Linked DNA regions of Homo sapiens: all the other regions are linked to region 5. Evidence: chromatin contacts called from ENCODE Hi-C or POLR2A ChIA-PET data. All regions are on one chromosome and are shown on one strand. Each heading gives the region's core, a stretch centred on a gene start or an enhancer-like site at or near the end of the contact. The rest is flanking DNA. Distances are from core to core; before and after follow the strand shown. Region 1 holds the start of ARL2-SNX15 (ARL2-SNX15 readthrough (NMD candidate)). Region 2 holds the start of ATG2A (autophagy related 2A). Region 3 has its middle 4.8 kb from the start of CD248. Region 4 holds the start of SLC29A2 (solute carrier family 29 member 2). Region 5 holds the start of RELA-DT (RELA divergent transcript). Region 6 holds the start of SYVN1 (synoviolin 1).

Evidence for each region. A loop is a pair of places that touch in the nucleus more often than their neighbours do. ChIA-PET counts read pairs that join two places held with the same protein, here RNA polymerase II (POLR2A). Pooled maps may share reads with other maps.
Region 1: a loop to region 5 is called in a map of heart left ventricle, with 7 times the contacts of the local background. The contact joins the promoter of ARL2-SNX15 here to the promoter of RELA-DT in region 5. A Hi-C loop is called at or near these places in 2 of 168 maps with a recorded cell type or tissue (gastrocnemius medialis and heart left ventricle), 4 of 37 single-sample maps with no recorded cell type and 13 of 50 pooled maps. POLR2A ChIA-PET finds 5 or more read pairs at or near these places in 1 of 52 experiments (PC-9).
Region 2: a pooled map shows a loop between it and region 5 (6-fold over the local background). The contact joins the promoter of ATG2A here to the promoter of RELA-DT in region 5. A Hi-C loop is called at or near these places in 8 of 50 pooled maps.
Region 3: a loop to region 5 is called in a pooled map, with 5 times the contacts of the local background. The contact joins the enhancer-like site here to the promoter of RELA-DT in region 5. A Hi-C loop is called at or near these places in 6 of 50 pooled maps. POLR2A ChIA-PET finds 5 or more read pairs at or near these places in 2 of 52 experiments (CD8-positive, alpha-beta T cell and naive thymus-derived CD8-positive, alpha-beta T cell).
Region 4: a pooled map shows a loop between it and region 5 (14-fold over the local background). The contact joins the promoter of SLC29A2 here to the promoter of RELA-DT in region 5. A Hi-C loop is called at or near these places in 5 of 50 pooled maps. POLR2A ChIA-PET finds 5 or more read pairs at or near these places in 2 of 52 experiments (H1 and OCI-LY7).
Region 6: a loop to region 5 is called in a pooled map, with 9 times the contacts of the local background. The contact joins the promoter of SYVN1 here to the promoter of RELA-DT in region 5. A Hi-C loop is called at or near these places in 8 of 50 pooled maps. POLR2A ChIA-PET finds 5 or more read pairs at or near these places in 3 of 52 experiments (A549, AG04449 and CD4-positive, alpha-beta T cell).

What each region holds. Positions count from the first base shown.
Region 1 is chr11:65,012,671-65,015,528 of GRCh38, forward strand. It overlaps ARL2-SNX15 (ARL2-SNX15 readthrough (NMD candidate)), which reads left to right and starts at 1,490. Exons shown (of 11, transcript NR_037650.2): 1 at 1,490-1,602. ARL2 (ARF like GTPase 2) reads left to right here and starts at 1,490. Exons shown (of 5, transcript NM_001667.4): 1 at 1,490-1,602. The coding sequence starts at 1,538. RefSeq lists a silencer at 1,337-2,096.
Region 2 is chr11:64,915,929-64,918,664 of GRCh38, forward strand. It overlaps ATG2A (autophagy related 2A), which reads right to left and starts at 1,281. Exons shown (of 41, transcript NM_015104.3): 1 at 1,037-1,281. The coding sequence starts at 1,207. It also overlaps a transcript of PPP2R5B not described here. RefSeq lists a silencer at 1,193-1,502 and an enhancer at 1,553-1,682.
Region 3 is chr11:66,310,926-66,313,625 of GRCh38, forward strand. No RefSeq gene overlaps it. Among named protein-coding and RNA genes, the nearest start is that of CD248, 4.8 kb to the right of the region's middle. RefSeq lists a silencer at 1,276-1,525. Within about 2 kb of position 1,291, at least 39 of the 41 ENCODE cell types and tissues checked have a DNase peak (open chromatin) inside an H3K27ac peak, as active enhancers do; they include CD8-positive, alpha-beta T cell, where a contact is called at or near this core.
Region 4 is chr11:66,370,181-66,373,088 of GRCh38, forward strand. SLC29A2 (solute carrier family 29 member 2) reads right to left here and starts at 1,580. Exons shown (of 12, transcript NM_001532.3): 1 at 1,383-1,580; 2 at 1,064-1,145. The coding sequence starts at 1,411. RefSeq lists a silencer at 1,276-2,035.
Region 5 is chr11:65,661,330-65,664,255 of GRCh38, forward strand. RELA-DT (RELA divergent transcript) reads left to right here and starts at 1,677. Exons shown (of 4, transcript NR_183625.1): 1 at 1,677-1,819. It overlaps RELA (RELA proto-oncogene, NF-kB subunit), which reads right to left and starts at 1,587. Exons shown (of 11, transcript NM_021975.4): 1 at 1,497-1,587; 2 at 850-876; 3 at 608-759; 4 at 358-506. The coding sequence starts at 1,503. RefSeq lists silencers at 1,274-1,333, 1,394-1,803 and an enhancer at 1,894-2,093.
Region 6 is chr11:65,133,167-65,135,866 of GRCh38, forward strand. SYVN1 (synoviolin 1) reads right to left here and starts at 1,353. Exons shown (of 16, transcript NM_172230.3): 1 at 1,290-1,353; 2 at 304-452; 3 at 1-86. The coding sequence starts at 435. RefSeq lists silencers at 1-132, 1,849-2,032 and enhancers at 734-803, 1,092-1,995, 1,354-1,863.

The sequences.
Region 1 (2,858 bases), core at 240-2,739, 650 kb before region 5:
AAGCAATTCTCTGCCTCAGCCTCCCGAATAGCTGGGATTACAGGTGCCGCCACCACGCCCAGCTAATTTTTTGTATTCTTAGTAGAGACGGGGTTTCACCATGTTGGCCAGGCTGGTCTTGAACTCCTGACCTCGTGATCCACCTGCCTCGGCCTCCCAAAGTGCTGGGTTTACAGGCGTGAGCCATGGCGCCCGGCCAGCATTTCCCATTTTGATCTTAGCTGCATTTCGAAGCCTCTGGGTAGGCGATATGCTCACTTTCTTCCTTGTGTGTGTGTGATGGAGGGTAAATGGTGCTGACCGAAGGGTCCCACTCAGGCAGCCTATCTGTTCAGCCCTCCTCTGACCACAAGCCCCTTTCTGCAAGATGGGAAGCTCCAGCTTCTTCCAGACCTCTCTCTAGGCAAACTTCATGGAGGCATGAAGACATTGTGCTTTACCATTTACTAGACCTGAGTTTGAATCTCACCCATGCTCCTTAAACACTCTGGATTCCATTATCATAGCTACGAAAAGAATATAAACCTCTCAGGGTTGCAGGGAGGATGAAGCTGAACACGTGAAGTGCGTTGCAAACAGTTACACAGGAGTTAGCTATTGTCCTCAGCTGGTGCTGACAGCTCTTTCCCAAGCATGAGAGAGGCTCTTCCGTGCTGCCTATCCACACTTACCTGCAGCAATAAGGCTGTCTCCTGAGTTTACAAAAGGGCTTGGTCCTTGACCTATTTCCTCACTTCTTCTGGACTTCTTGAGCGCTAAAGTAAAGAATGAAACTCTTGGACAAAGCCATTCATTCAACAACAAATATTTATTGAGCACCTACTACATGCCAGCCACTGTGCTAAGCACCATCTGGGCCTCAGTTTTTCCATCTGCAAAAGTAGGAACTGTGCTTCTGAACAGGGAAACGCTGGGCCTCTGGGTGGGGGCAGCCTTTGGGGCGGGACTGCAATTCCGTCATTGGAACCCAGGGACGCCCCGCATGTTTCCGAACGGCCTCCAGGGGGCACCGCCGCCCTGAACTGAGAGCCACCGGAGCCGGGTAGGGGGAGGCCCAACTTTCCGCTCTGTCAGAGGATGATGCCGAGGGCCCAGATGAGCAGGATTTGGACTGTGTTGCTGGGAACGGGGGCCTACACTGGCCCCAGGATGAGTTCGTCCGTACCTGGGGGCCCTGGGTTCTGACTCTCAGGTCAGACGCAGCCAAGATGCAACTCAGGAACTTCAAGGTTTCCGCTCCGGCCAAGAGCCCCAGTCCGGCAGGGGAAAGGGTGGGGGAGTCGCCCTTGCTCCCCCAGCCTCAGCCCTCGGGAGGCGCAGCGTCAGGGCGGGCGGCAGCACAGAAACCCCCCGCGCCGCTAGAGGGACCCTCGCAGCAGCTGCGCGGGCGACCTCGCGGTCACGTGCGGCAAGGGCGGGACCAAACGAGCGTCCGGCCAATCGACTATGCCGTCGGCGAGCGTGATAGCCAACAGGAACCGGGAGCGGGGTCCCGGGACTGGGAAGAAACGGCGGCCGGGAGGGGGCTCCGGGGACCATGGGGCTCCTGACCATTCTGAAGAAGATGAAGCAGAAAGAGCGGGAGCTGCGACTGCTCATGCTGTATCCTACCGGACGCCGGAACCGCGAGGGTGGCGGGGTCCAGCCGGGCAGGCGGTGCCGGGCGCCCCCTGTCGGGAGCGGAACGCGGCGGCCGGCGCGTCCCAACTGCCCCTGGCGTCACCACGCGGGCCCCATCAATCGCCCCGTCGGGCCGGGAGGAGCCGCACCCCAGGACTGGGGCAGGGGCCAGCTCCGAGGGCCGCAGAAGCGGTCCTGCAGGCGCAGCGGCGGGGCTAGGCGGCCCGAGTGTCAGGGGTGGTGGGTCCCGGAGATAACTCGGACGCCACCACCCGGCGGCCTGGCCCAAGCGTGGGGCCGCTGCCCTCCCGGCTCTGATCTCCTCCCCCGGGCCCGAGGGTTCCAGGCCCCGGCCCCGCCCTCGAGCTCCGAATCCCGGGGGCGTGCGGGGTGGCGGGTGGCGCGTGTGGGCTCCGCGGATCCTTTCGAGCGTGGATCCAACAGTCCGTCTCTTTGGTGTTACGCGGCCCGTGGTTGTCCCTGCGGCTGAGGATGTGTGTGTGTGGGCCCGAGTGTCCCGTGCGCCCTGTGCGCCTTCTGAGTCCAGTTAGGCGCCCGCACCTGTTCCCCCAGCTCTGTGCCAGGCTCCGCGGGGGAATGGCTGGGGAGATAAGACGCTTACGTGCACATATAACTTAATAATCACATCATGACTGTTTTGTTTTTTGAGACAGGGTCTTGCTCTGTTGCCCTGGCTGGAGTGCAGTGGCACAATCAAGGCTCACCGCAGCCTCCAGCTTCTAGGCTTAAGTGATCCTCCTGCCTCAGCCTCCCAAAACTCTGGGAATATAGGCATGAGCCACGGAGTCCGGCCCATGTCTGTTTTATTTTGTTTTGTTTGAGACGGAGTTTCGCTCTTGTTGCCCAGGCTGGAGTGCAGTGGCACAATCTCAGCTCGCTGCAACCTCCGCCCCCCGAGTTCAAGCAATTCTCCTGCCTCAGCCTCCCAAGTAGCTGGGATTACAGGTGCCCGCCACCACGCCCGGCTATTTTTTTAAATATTGTTAGTAGAGACGGGGTTTCACCTTGTTGGTCAGGCTGTTCTCGAATTCCTGACCTCAAGTGATCCACCCGCCTTGGCCTCCCAAACTGTTGGGATTATGGGCGTGAGCCACTGCGCCGGGCCGCATGTCTGCTTTAAAGAGCTCTAAGAAAAGCATACAGTTCACTCATTTGATAAATATTGAGTGCCTAATATGTGCTAGACACTGTCCTAGTGCCCAGGGTAATAAAACTAA
Region 2 (2,736 bases), core at 31-2,530, 750 kb before region 5:
TTCAGGGCCCACGATTATCCTACCCCACATTTGCTCACCAGGGCCTGGCCTACCCCCAAAGCCTAGCTCTTCTGCCCAGATTAGCAGCCCCCTGAGTCCAGCCACAAAACTGAGAAGTCCCTGCCTCCATGCCCACCCCTGCTGCTCTGGACCTGGTGGATCGACCAGGACGCGCCTCTAATTGGTGGCTCCTTCAAAGCTCCCCAGGTCAGCTGAGCTGTGAGTCAGGGCTCCTCACCGTTCCCAGCCTCAAGCCTCTGACCTTACACCTCTTGGCCTCCCTAGCATCTCCCTTGGCCTCCTCCCGGCTTGAAGCCAGATCTCCCCACCTTTCCTCCAGGGCCTCCCTCCAGGCAGGGACACTGAGCCGGGGGGGTCGGTGGGAGATGTAGGTGGGGGCCATCCAGTCCCTCCCTAGACACCCACTTGGCCCATCCCACTCTCCCAAAAGCAGGAAGTAGGCAGCGACCCAGGCACACGAGGTGTTGATCAACACTGGTACTGACGTACTGACGCGGTTGTTGACATACACATCCGGTGGTTTGTTGATCCCACCTACGGGCTCAGGACCGTGGGGTCAAGAGGTCAGGGCACATGATCCACAGGTGTCCTCGCCAGGGCTCCGGACCCCTACCAGCTTCCCCCACCAGCTGCGCAGGCCCAAGTCTGTCACTGCCCTGGCCCAGCTCAGTTCCTACGCTCCCTCCCCAGCCCCTCCTCAGCCCGAGAGCCAACCTCCTTAACTCAGCCCCCAAACTCGACGAGTTTGTCTTGCATTCTCCAGACAGGTGATCTTGCCCTCTCCAGCCTCAGTTTCTCCTCCCGTGGAGACAGAAACCCCTTCCCGCTCAGTTTCTGGCTCTGGTAAGGAACTGAAGAGGCCAGCCGGGGTGCCTCTGACGCCTGGAGAGGGCAAGATTCCCCTGGCCTCTCTACGCCCGGTGCCTGATCCCCCAGCCCGATCCTGCCGCAGGGAGCCTCAGGTCGCTGCGCTCCCACCCTCCGCACCTTCCTGGACTCGGGCCTGGCTCCTCACCCAGATTTCCAGGTGGATGTCTCGCAGGGCAACGCTGCCCTTGTACAGATCGAGGCTGAGCTGGTCCAGGCTGAGGTGCTCTTGGAAGAAGTGACCTAAGTAGTGGTGCAGCAAGTAGCGGCAGACCCGCTCTTTCACACAGTTTGACCATGGCCACAGCCATCGTGACATCTCGGAGACCGCCGGGCCTGGGCCGCCTCCGCTTGCCGCCCGCCGGCGATCCCCGTCCGGCTCCGCTGTTCACTAGAGCCCCCGGCTCGCCCCGCCGCTTCTCTAGGCGCCAGGCCGCGCCTCCGGACGCCCAGCCACGCCCCCTACGCTCACTGTCATTGGCTATTGCAAAGGGCGAGGCCTACTGATTGGCTGCGCGGGGCGGAGCCTTCGGGCGCGAAAAAGGGACTGGGCTCTCTGCATGATATAGGGCTCTCAATCATGATTTACGCTTGCGTAAAGTACTGTGTGGGAGGACCTTTAACCTCCCCTCTACAGGCTCTGGGAAGGCTGTTGCTCCAGGTGCCGGCCCCTCAAAGGAATGCGCATGTGCTGATTCGTCCAACCACTTTAAGTGGTTGGGGAGGATTTAAAGGGACAGTGTCCCATCAAACTTCGTAGAAGCCTTCCCCAGAGGAGTAAACTCAGTGCGCGATCTTAAGCGCGCATCTGTGGAAACAATTAAGTGAGTAAACATTCGCATTTTGCAAAATCTTTTACCATCCTTTATCTCATTGAGCCCTCTTAATAATCGCTCAAGGTAGGGATTATTGCCACCGCTTTACAGGTAAGAAAACAGATTAAGATACGAGAAAGACCCTGCCTCAAAAACAAACAAAAATAAATAAGGGCTCTGAATCCATCACCAAGGAAGGTCTTTTTTCCCCTCCTCACCCCGGAATGCTCAGAGGGAGATTAACTGACCCTCCCTTCTCTCTGCCGTCGGTCAGGCCTTAGGCACCTCTCTGAAATAATAATAGCTTTTCATATCTCTAGTCCTAAAATCAAAGAATGGATTCTGCCTCCTTTAAGCAGGGGGGCATTGTTTTTGTACGGCCTTTGAGCTAAGTATGGTTTTTATGTCTTTTAAATGGTTAGGGGAAAAATCAAAAGAAGAATGAACTTTTCATGGCATGTGAAAAATCATATGAAATTCACATTCCAGTGTTTATACATAACGTTTTAGTGTCACACAGTCTTGCTCATTTGCTTAAGTTCTGCCCCGGGCTGCTTTCTTGCTACAAGAGCAGAATTCAGTACTTGAGACAGAGGCCTGCAAAGCCTAAAATATTTATTTTCTGGCCCTTCACAGAAAAAGTTTGCCAACCGCTGCTCTGTAGGGGGCAGCCACACAAAACCTCTTACATCATGGGCGACTTCAGGAACAGCCATAGGTAATTATGTTTCTTTTCTTTTCTTTTTGAGACAGACTCTCTCTGTCACCTAGGCTGGAGTGCAGTGGCACAATCTTGGCTCACTGCAACCTCTGCCTCCTGGGTTCAAATGATTCTGCTGCCTTGGCCTCCCAGAGTAGCTGGGATTACAGGCATGCACCACCGCACCCAGCTAATTACCGTGTTGGGCAGGCTGGTCTCGAACTCCTGACCTTAGGTGATCAGCCTGCCTTGGCCTCCCAAAGTGTTGGGATTACAGGCACGAGCCACCGTGCCCGGCCTATGTTTCTATTTTATTTATTTTTTTTGAGACAG
Region 3 (2,700 bases), core at 41-2,540, 650 kb after region 5:
GGGCGTGGTTGTGGGTGCCTGTAATCCCAGCTACTTGGGAGGCTGCGGCAGGAGAATCGCTTGAACCTGGGAGGCGGAGGTTGCAGTGAGCCGAGATGGCGCTATTGCACTCCAGCCTGAGCAACAAGAGAGAAACTCCGTCTCGAAAAAACAAAAACAAAAACAAAAAACAAAAACAAAAACAAAACAGAAGTGCTTCAAGCATTCACTATTATTATCGTCAGTATTTAGCGCTAAACCCTATTTACATTTGTAATGGCTAGTGCACGAGCATTGGAACCTGGTCTGGAAAGTATCCCTCTCCCCAGGCCTGATTTGCCCGGAGGTGGGTAAGGGCAAGGTTGGCAGCTAAGGCAGGAAGCAAAGGGCCCAACTGGAGCTCAGTGGTGTCAACTCCCTTCCTCCTCAAGGGTTGCTCCCTGTCTGTCCCACTAATGTTTGAAAAATATTTTACTGGGTTCCTAGCCCTGAACTTCAGCGTCTCCTGCCCTCCAGGCTGTTATTTTCAGAGGTAGAGATGAGAGCTGAGATAGGGTCTCCCTTGAGACACTGTCCCTAAAAACTACGACCTTCAGCTCCTAATTGAGGGCTTCCCCGCCCAAACCCACCCCTTCGCAACACAGCCCCCAGGGAAGGTGTCTAGCCTTTGGAGCACTAGGTGGGGGCGGGGGAAACCTGGTCCTAGGAATTCTAGGCCGCCAGATGAGAGGCGATGCTTTCGCCCTCCAGGCGAAAGGATTTGTCGGGGAGAGACAGCAAGAGTTCGACCAGCCAGCCACTTTAGAGATTGTCAGGGGCGCTCAGCTCATAGGGTGGCTCGAGGGCCAGTGCGAAGCTCCCTTAGGGACGAATTTCCACATACGACGAAAGGCATCTGCGAAAGGATGGGCTGTCCCGTGGGGGGAGTCGGCAGATATTTAAGTAACACTAACATTTAACGAATTAAGCAGCTATTTCTATTTACTGAGCAATTAGTACGCTTTGAGAGAGAGGCCCTACCGAGGCCTCGCGGTGGCTGTAAGTCCGTGGGGCCGAGGCCAGGTGGCGCCAAAGGCCCATCGACGCCATCTGCCCGGCTGTCCGGGCCCAGTCTCCGGGCTCGCCCAGAGAACCCGAAATCTGGACAAACGGAAACCGTAGGTGGAGGAAGAAGAGGGCTCCAGGGCCAGGTTCAAGGGCATCGTGGTGAGAGATGAGGGGTTCGGAGGACTGGTGGATCTGGGCATATCGCGAAGGTGGTAAGGGACCCAGGGGTGGAGTGGGCGGTGCTTGCGCCAAGAGGGTGAGCCTGAGTGTGGGCGGGGCGTGCGATAAGAGGCTCGCTCGGTAGCGCTCTTCGCAGAGCCGTATTTGTGCGCTACGCCGCAGCCAGGGCGCTCTGGGTGGGCGGGACTCCAGGGCCCCCAGGGGCGTGGCTTGCATCTTTCGTGGGCGGCCCCGGGGGCGGGGCTCCGTGTAGGTGAACCGCTACCTCCGCTCGATGTGTGAGGTGTGACAGTCCTACGAGGGCGCAGTTCTTCCACTTTTGTGAGCTTGAGAGGGGGCGGAGCTTGTAGCTGGGGACGGAGCCTGAAGAGGAGGTTGAGGGGAACTTCACACGTTTCCCTGGAGGGCGGAGTTTACATCATCCCCCAACAGAGTTAAGACCTCTGAGGGATTCCCTGCAGTGTCCAGGGCTCTGTGAGGCGAAGCTTGCAGTTGTGTTGGGCGGGGCCTGTAGCGCCGCGTGAAGAGAATGTGTAAACTCGGGGCGAAGTTCATACCTCCTAGAAGCCGAGACTAATAGTTCCGCCAATCTGCGCGCGCCGAGCGGAGGAGGTGGGGCTTGTAGGTTGTGGGCGGGGGACTGGGCGGGGCCAAGAGGGCAGGGGGCGGGCACAATCGCTGCTGGAATCTTTGAGTTGGCAGGGGCGGGGCTTGTGGCTTTGTGGGCGGGGCCTCTGGAGAGCTCCCGGGGGCTCTCTTCTGTTCTGCAGCGAGTAGGCGTGGCTCGTAGCTCCCAGGTCCGGGCTGATACCGCTGGAGTATGCAGTTCGCCGCCGCGCCCGAATGAGGCGGGGCCTGCGAGTAAGTGGGCTGAGCCCGGGCTGGGCGCAGGCCGGGGCTCTGCCCTGGGAGGCCGTCTGTTTAGGCCCGCACGCAGCTCCGCATCTGGTGCTCATTACCAGATGACAAAGAGCCGGCTCTGGGCCCCCTTCCCCACTCCCATCCCCCGCCTCCGACTGCAGTGTATTTAACTGTTTCCTGCCCTCGAGGCGCTCTAGATCCCTACCCGAGGTCACGGAGGGGACTCCAGACCATCCCGTCTCTGCAGGCCTTGTCGCTCCCCAGGCTTCCTCACCTCCTTCCCAGACTCAGCCGTCTGGGCCGCCTCGCAACCCTCATTGGCATCCAGCAAACCTGCCCGACGGCGTCTCCGAGGTTAAAGCTGTGCAGGATCTGGCGGGGACGTCTGGTTTGAGTTAGGGGAACGTGAGAGCGGGGACCGGGGGCGGTGCGTAGCGTTCCCTCCGCCCCCTCCGCGACCCCCTGGTTCATCCCCAGCTCCGGCCCCTCCTTTCCTGGTTCCCTGGGGCCCAGCTCAGCCTTCCAGCTCAGGTCCAGGCCCGAAGGGGGCGCTGGGCCACTCCTCCTCGCCTGCCCGGGTGGTCGTGGCGGCTCTGCCCCGTCCTAATTAGAGGCCCCCAAGAGGCTGTAACT
Region 4 (2,908 bases), core at 330-2,829, 710 kb after region 5:
ACACCCCTCCACATGCACTTTGCCTACCCTACTCCCAATTTACAAATCTCCTCTTCCATGAAGCAGAAGGAACTTTCTCCCTCCCCTGGGGACCCACTGCACTCTGCTGCAAGCCTGGAATGTCACGCATCATGTTACATTATTAATAGCTCTTTGGCCCCCTCTTGCTCTCAAGCCCAGGGGCTGATTCATCTCTGGGTTTCCAGGGCCCAGCACAGAGCCAGTACCCAAGAAGCATTTGCAAAGTTGTTGCAGTGAATACAGATGAATAACCCGGTCCCAAAGACAATGCAAACCCCACATTTCTGCCTTCCCTGAAGAGCCTCCCTGCTGTTTCCTCCTGTGTCCCCAGTGCCTGCTCCACAGTAGATGCACATTAAAAGTTTGTTGAATGAGGCTGGGCACGGTGGCTCACGCCTGTAATCCCAGCACTTTGGGAGGCCGAGGCGGGAGGATCACGAGGTCAGGAGATCGAGACCATCCTGGCTAACACGGTGAAACCCCGTCTCTACTAAAAATACAAAAAAAAATAGCCGCGCGTGGCGGCGGGCGCCTGTAGTCCCAGCTACTCGGGAGGGTGAGGCAGGAGAATGGCGTGAACCCGGGAGGCGGAGCTTGCAGTGAGCCGAGATGGCGCCACTGCACTCCAGCCTGGGCGAAAGAGCCAGACTCTGTCTCAAAAAAAAAAAAAAAAAAAAAGTTTGTTGAATGAATGAGTGAATGAATGAAATTCATGGTATTTCAAAGAAAATCAAACGTTCGATAACCGACTTTTGGGGTGACTGACTCAGGAATAACGACACACAGAGAGGGGTGGCAGCGCCTTTGCTCATTCCAGACCCTGTGGGCTGGTGGCCTTGCCCCTCTGAGATGTGGGCATTGCTGAAGTTCTACTTTCCTAGCCACGGGGGAAGCATTCCCCTCTCCGAGCTTCAGCCCATAATGAGCTCAACGAGGGGTCACAGGTGCGCGGTGAGGAAGCGCCCGCTAAGCTTCATCCAAAGGGCTGGAGGGAGGGGTGCTGGCTGTGGCCACGAGGCTGCCACGCCGCCAGGAGTCTCACCGGGATGGCGGTGATGAAGAAGTTCCAGGGAAGGAGGGTGCCCAGCCCCAGGATGAAGAAGCTGATCCCGACCAGGTGGTAGCTGTGGGGATCGGTGGGAAGGTCACCCCGAGGACGCACCCGCCTCCGCAGGCCCTCCCGCCTCCCAGGCCACCCCCTCCGGAGCGGACTACAACCCCGATCACCCCGGTTCCGGCGGCCGAGGGAGTCGGCTGATGGGAATTGTAGTTCGATCCGGTCTTCTCTGAGCCTCGGAGCGCCTTCAGGGAGCGGGTCTGCAACGCCCCCGGCCACTTGCAACGCACCCGGGCCCACTCACCTGTCCCGCGGGGCGTCTCCTCGCGCCATGGCCGCCGCGGCGGATGCGCCTGGGGTGAAAGGGGCAGAGAAGCCGCACCTGCACCTGCGCTGGGGCGGAGGGCCGCAGACCGGTGGGGCGGGGGGCGGGTCTCCCCAGATTCCGGTGCAGGGCGGCTGGAGTCGCACAGGTAGCCTCGGGCGGATTTCGGCGTGTCTCGCGCTCCGCAGGCTGGGACCTGGGCTCCGCCCCGAGGCGGGGACAGAGGGTCGCGCCACCCGTCTCTCCTTCCCCCACCCGCCTCAGGGACTCGACTCTGGCTCGGGCCCCGCCCCACCTAGGGGCCTGCGGAACCCGCCCGCTCCCCGCACAGCCCCTCCCCGCAGCCCCCCGTCCTCTCCGCGGGGGCGGGTCCCGGATCCCTGCGGCGGAGGGGAAGGCGGGGGTAGGGACGAGGTGTAACCTCACCTCCACCCCCCGCCGAGAGCTCTGTAGGGGCAGCACTGGTGCGGGGCTCTTCCCGCTTCGTCAGCTCCGAGGTGATGCCAGAGCCGCTCCTGCGACCCCTAAAGCTGGAACCCACCGGGGCGCCCCCTAACTAGGGAGCCGCTGCGGAGTCCCCGCCCAGAGCGTAACCCGAGCCGGGCCCGGGCGGGGGAACCAGAGCTGCCACAGGTCGCCCGCGATCCTGGCGGGCTTCGCCGCGCTGGGTCCCCGGGAGTGCCTGGAAAAAAACAGCATTACTTTCAACTCCCTACTCTTTTTCTGTTAAAAAAAAAAATTTGAAAAGACTATAAATCATTAATTTGCTCCTACTCTCATAATCTACGAATAGGTGTGGGTTCTCTGCAATCCCCGGGCGTATCGGGGACGCTGGAGAAGTGAGAGGCTCCAAAACACAAACTAGTTTTTTTGAGACTGAGTGTCGCTCTGTCGCCCAGGCGGAAGTGCAGTGGCGTGATCTTGGCTCACTGCAACCTCCCCCTCCCAGGCAGGTTCAAGCGATTCTGGTGCCTCAGCCTCAGGAGTAGCTGGGACTACAGGCGCATGCCACCACGTCCGGTTAATTTTTGTATTTTTAGTAGAAACGGGGCTTCACCAGCTCTACTGAAGAGGTGGCCAGTCTAGTCTCGAACTCATCTTTTGACCAGGCTGGTCTCGAACTCTTGACCTCAGGTGATCCGCCCGCATCGGCCTCCCAAAATGTTGCTATTACAGGCGTGAGCCACCACGCCCGGCCACAAACTATTTTCTTAAGCAATGACATTTTATAGCCATTCCCAGGTTGCTTATGTTTTTCCTCCAGCCGACTGAGAGTCTGTAGGGGCAGAGGCTGTGCTTATCTGGTCCATTGGTTTACTGGCAGCATCTAGCGCCGTTGAGTGATAAATGGGTGGTTGCAGTAAAATGCAGGTGATTTTAGGGAGAACAGAGACAGCATTAAATTACACCGAAAGAGAAAGTTATTCTTCCCATTTTCTTTCAAGCCTCTGAATATGTCAAGGGTGTTAACAGGTTGCTAACACTTCTTAATCTGCCTTCCCATC
Region 5 (2,926 bases), core at 427-2,926:
ATATTTTTTTACAGCCTGTCTCTGTCAACTGCAATGTCAACTCCAGGGGAGAGTGCTGGTTCAATGGTTTTCTTCCTCAAACAAGAGACGTGACTCTGAGGGACTTGTCCTTCCAGCTACAGGGGTCAGGAATTCAGAAGTGATTAGGGACCCATCCGTATCCCCTGGAACTCATCTGCTAGAGTAAACGTACAAATAGATAATTTCAAGACAAAGGCAGTTTACTTGCAGAGCTGAGTCAGGGCAAGGAGTGAGGAATTCTGCCCTGGGTCCAGAAAGGAGTAACACTGTAGCGGCTACTTCATAGCCCGCCTCCTGTCCCCTCATGCTGGGCCTCCTAGCCTGCAGGGACCTCACCTGTGGATGCAGCGGTCCGGGCAGAGCTCAGCCTCATAGAAGCCATCCCGGCAGTCCTTTCCTACAAGCTCGTGGGGGTGAGGCCGGTGAGGAGGGTCCTTGGTGACCAGGGAGATGCGCACTGTCCCTGGTCCTGTGTAGCCATTGATCTGTCCAAAGTACAGAGGCCCAGACATCCAAACCTGACTCCCAAACACAGAGGGCTGGGGTTCCACAGTCCCTTCCCCGCACACCCTGGCGCAGTGCTGACCTTGATGGTGGGGTGGGTCTTGGTGGTATCTGTGCTCCTCTCGCCTGGGATGCTGCCCGCGGAGCGCCCCTCGCACTTGTAGCGGAAGCGCATGCCCCGCTGCTTGGGCTGCTCAATGATCTCCACATAGGGGCCAGAGGCCTGGGCTGGCTCTGCCAGGGGACACCGCAGCCCCATTAGGCGGCTGCCCCCACTGCCCTACCCCAGGGAGCACCTCCCCGACCGCCGCGGGGGCCACTTACCTGCCGGGAAGATGAGGGGGAACAGTTCTGAAAGGGGAGGGAGATCAGGGTCAGCACACACCCAATGCCCATTCTCACAAGGAGGAATCTGCTCTCCACGGAGAGGAGAAGCCAGGCTCCCTCCCAGGGGAACTGAGTCAGGACCTGCTCCCTAGAACCTGCGGTGAAACTAAGGGGTGGAGGAAAGGAACCAGAAACACCTGCTTCTTGAGGGAAAACGGGGTAAGGAATCCTTCTTCTCCAGAGGGAAGCTGAATCAGGGCCTGTTGTACTTTCTTAAGGAAAATTGAGGGAGGGCACGCCCCACCTCCCTCCAGAGAGGAAACTGAATCAGATGCGTTCTCCCCTAATAGGGAAACGAAGCCAGAGCTGCCCCCATGGACGGTGTGGAGGGAAACTGAGTCAAGGTTCCCTCTGCTCCCCCACCCAGGGAGGATGCTGAGTCAAGGGCCACCCCCTCCACCCAGAGGGGAAACTGAGTCAGACCCCTCCCCGCCTGCCCCGCCCCGCGCCACCATCCGGCAGGCCGACCGCTCCCTGCGCAGCGCCCGTCGGCGCAGGAAGGGGCGGAAAGCGGCGCGGGGGCTCCCGCCACAGCCGCGGCGGCCCCGGCGATGCCACCCCGCGGGGTCAGAGGGCGACCTCACCGTCCATGGCCGGGGTCCCGGGGGCGGGGCCGGGGTCGCAGCTGGGCCCGCGGCGTGCACTACAGACGAGCCATTCGCCAGAGGCGGAAATGCGCCGCGCGGCCCGCCGTCGCGTCACTGCCCGGAATCCGGCCGCGCCTGCGCGCTGCCCCGCCGCCGCCCGGCGCAGGGGCCGGGAGCAAGTGCACGCCGCGCGGAGGACGAAGAGGCTGCACGCACAGCCGCTGCCGGGGGTCGGGGCCAAGTGCGCGCCTCGCCGAGGACGAAGAGGCTGGCGTGCCCGGTGGCTCGGCTAGCTCCCGGGTCCCGGCCCCGCCTGGAGGGTGGGTCCGCCGATTACTCACTTTGTTTTTAGGGGATTTCAGGGCCCCCTCCCGCCGATCGGCGGAGTTTGGTGATGTCACTCTGGGCCGGGTCTGGAGCAAAGCCAGGGCTACTGGGCTGCGGCCGCCCGCCCCGCGCAGGGAAAAGCCCGACCGGGCCTTCTGCTCCGCAGAGGCCGGGTGGTTGAACTCCGCGCGGGTTTCCTAACCGCTAAAGGTGCCTTTCGGTGGTGGCTGTCTCAGAAGCACGTTAAAATGTCCTACCCACCCCAATCTAGATGCGGCTGTGGGGGAATGGGAGCGGCCGGACCTCCCAGCCTGACAGTGCATCAAGAGCTTTGCGGAGCCTACAGCCCGGATGGGACGACTGAGGCCCTCCCGCTGGCGAGCTGGCCGAGGGCTCGTCCCTCTCCAGCTAAAGCGCCAGCTTACGATACAGCCAAACTGCCGGCTCTCATCGGCTGTGGGAGCAGGAGGCCCCCAGGGGTAAATCCCGGAGCCTCGTCTCTGAAGCCTGGCGCTTGTGTCTCAGAAGGTGCGGGACCCACAGGGACACTTGAATCAGCAGGCTCACGACCCCCCACCCCCCTGCCCCCGCCTGTGTTTGCCCTGGACCTCCAGCTAGGGCTGACCACTAATTCTGTCATGTGACCCCACAGTGCAGGTAGCTCCCCCAAGACCAAGCCCAAGGCGCGTCCGTGTGGAGGCTGGGGCTGACGCACCCCCACCCCAGGCCTCATCCCCAAAGGAGGATGCTCCACTGCAGGGGGCGGAGTCTTCTCCAGATGGAGAAAGACTTTTTTATTTTCTCTGAATTCGTCTTAAATTAGGAAATCATGTGGGAATTGGAAAAGATTGGAAATTCTGACTTGTTTCCCAGGCTCTGAAGAAACAGGAAGAGAAAAGTGAAAATAGAGTTAGCACCCCGCCCACTCATTTCAGTTTCTCCAGTGGCTGGCCCTGATTAGAAAAGTGTTTACTTTTGGCAGGGGGCGGGGGAGGCCGACTTCAGGTGACAGAATGGATTAATTAAAATCTTTGGTTAATGATATACAATTATCATTGAACCTTGCATGGATCCTCTTCTTAAAATTCATGTATATTTAT
Region 6 (2,700 bases), core at 103-2,602, 530 kb before region 5:
TCTGCTGCCCTCAGTTGCCCAAAGAACACCTTGCCCATCACCTTGCCCAGAAGGAAGACAAGGACAAAGGCCTGGATGTACAGGACCTAGGAGTGGGGAGAGGCTGTGGTTTGAGGTCACTTTCTGCTTTCCTCTCCTTGGGACTCATCATGCAGGATCCTCCACATCCTCATCACAGTTTATTCAAAGTTAGGCAGCTGGCGGCTACTTCCCTACTTACCTGACCTCTAGCCCCGCCCCTTGCCCAGGCAGACTCCTCCTTCCCTCCCAGGGAGTTCCTCCCTCCCTGAGCCCTGAACTCACTGCCATGCTGGGGCTGGACTTGGTCAGGTACACCACAGTGGGGTAGAACTGGTGTTTGAGGTAGTAGGCGTGAGCCACCACAGCCCCGGTCAGCGCCAGGCTGGCCGCCATCATCACTGCCGTGCGGAACATTGCCCTGGCCCGGAGACCTGCATGGGGCAAGAAAATAACTTATGTGATGCTCGTGCTGTGCAAAATAGCCCGGTGCCTGGCACAGCCTCAATTCATAGGAGAAAGTGGGGGGGAAATCACATTTCGCCCTCGAAATCATCAGACAAAGAATAGCTTACGCTACCCCATTTTACAAATTAGACTCGAAGGGGTTAAGTGATCACACTGACGCAAGGCCTGGAACCTGGGTCAGTCTTGCTTCAAATCTAGGGCTCTTTCCACGCTGCCTGCCAAGCCGCCTCCTCTAGGGAGGTGATGAGGAAAAGCTGCAATGTTGGAGGAGGGGGAGCTGCACCGCTGACCCTCCGGTGGAGAAGATGGGGTGGGAGGCAACAGCAGAAATCTGCTCCAGGGGCGGGAATGCGCAGCCAGGGCTGAGAGCAGCCAAGGCACAGAGGATAGCAGGCTGGGCAGGCGACAGCGCCGGTGACAGCTGTGTTAGGGTGGGCAGTTCGGACGCCCGCCCTGCGGGAGCGGGCGGGGAACGTCAGCCTGGAATCCTGGGGTCCCCCGACCCCCGGAGTAGTGTCAACTCAGAGCACCACAAAAACAGCGGGACGGGAGAGAGCAGCAGCGGGACGGGAGGAGCCGGGTCGCCCTCGCGGCCGCGCACCTGTGAGCACCAGGAGTTGCGGGCGTCGCAGGCAGGGCCCAGGCTTGAGCAAAGCGGCCGCACCGGCGTCTGAGGTCTCCGGCCAGCTGACAGGCCGAAAGCGTGCGGCGGGGCTGAGGGGCGTGCCGACTCCGGAGACCTCAAGGGGAAGGTTCGGGTCCCGACCCCAACCACAACTCGGGCCAGACTTCGCCCCACTCACCAGGAACCCAGCGCCGCGAGCCCGCTCAATCCGCGCGACTGCGGCTGCCCCTCCGGTTAACAACACTCCCCACCCCCTGCGAACCGGAACTTCGGGGGTCAGACACCTCACTTCCGGCGGCGCGGGGCGCGGCGTGGGTCGTACCAAGTGCGTCCTGCCCTGGCTCGCACTGCGCCCTACGTGGGCCCATAGCAATGGTGTCACCACCGTATCTGGGGTGATGTCTACGGGGAAGGGCTGGGCAAGAGGTCCGAGAGGTGGTCGGAAGGTAATAAGGCAACAGGGGGGAGTCGGAGGTCCCCCTATTATTTATTAGTCACAGATGGTATGGCTCCTGCGCTGAGTGGCCTCCTCGGACTGGGGGACTCGGCCCCGCGAGCAGCTGGGAAGGGGAGCCGCTTGCGGGCTGTACCACCTGGAGCGGGGAGTAGGCCAGGGACAGACTATACAAGCCTGAGGGGAATGAAATGTTTTCTTAAACATTTAGGGAGAGTCACAACAGTTTGACAAATACGGTGCTCTCTGAGAGAACTGGATGCGGAAAACAAAAATTTGTCTTCTCCATGATCACCCCCACAAGTTGTGTGGGAGTGAGTTGGGTCCCGTGGCTGCCACTGATTGGTTGCGATAAGTTACGCGGCCCAATAAGAAAAAGAATGTACCTTTGCTGGCCTATAGAAAGGGGAAAGCAGGTGAGTGGTTGTTAGGGGCGGACAGCTGCGTTGCCTAGGCCCTGGTCCCGCTCCAGTTGGCTGAGAGTAGGGAAAGCTCAGTCCTTGGGCGAGTGATCCCTGGCTGGCCTCCGGGAACGTTTGCCGCGCCAGGACAGGGAGGGACAACCAGGTGTACCCGAGACTGGGAGATTAATTCCTGCTAATCTTGGGACGGAAGTGTTCTGTTTGTTCAAAGGAATTGACTTCAGCGTCGCAGGCCTGCCCGCATCTCAGTGTCTGATTTTGCTGCCCATGTGTTGTTCAGCTCTGAGCCATAAGCAAGACCCCCACTGGTCCTGGGCTGCACTGTATTTTAGTTCGTGTCTGGGTCGCAGCCAACTAAGCCTGCTGATTAACAAAATGGAGCTAATGCATCCACTTTGTGCCTTGCGTTTTCCTCCGTCATCTCATTTAATCATCAATCACTAAGGTTTATGAGCTAGGGGGTGCTACCCCCTCCCCCGAAACGTGGGGCAATTGAAATTCAAAGGCTTACCAAAACCTGTCCTAGGATTGGCGCCAGGTCTGTCTGCCTCTAAATCTCTGTGCTGTTGGTCTCAGCCATCTTCCCTGCCACCTGTTGACTTGACAGTTTCAGCTTATAACCAGTCAGAGTTGGCTTCCCCGTAAGGCCACGTATAACTTTTTTTCCCCCTTTTCTTTTTATTTATTTATTTATTAATTTTTGCGACAGGGTC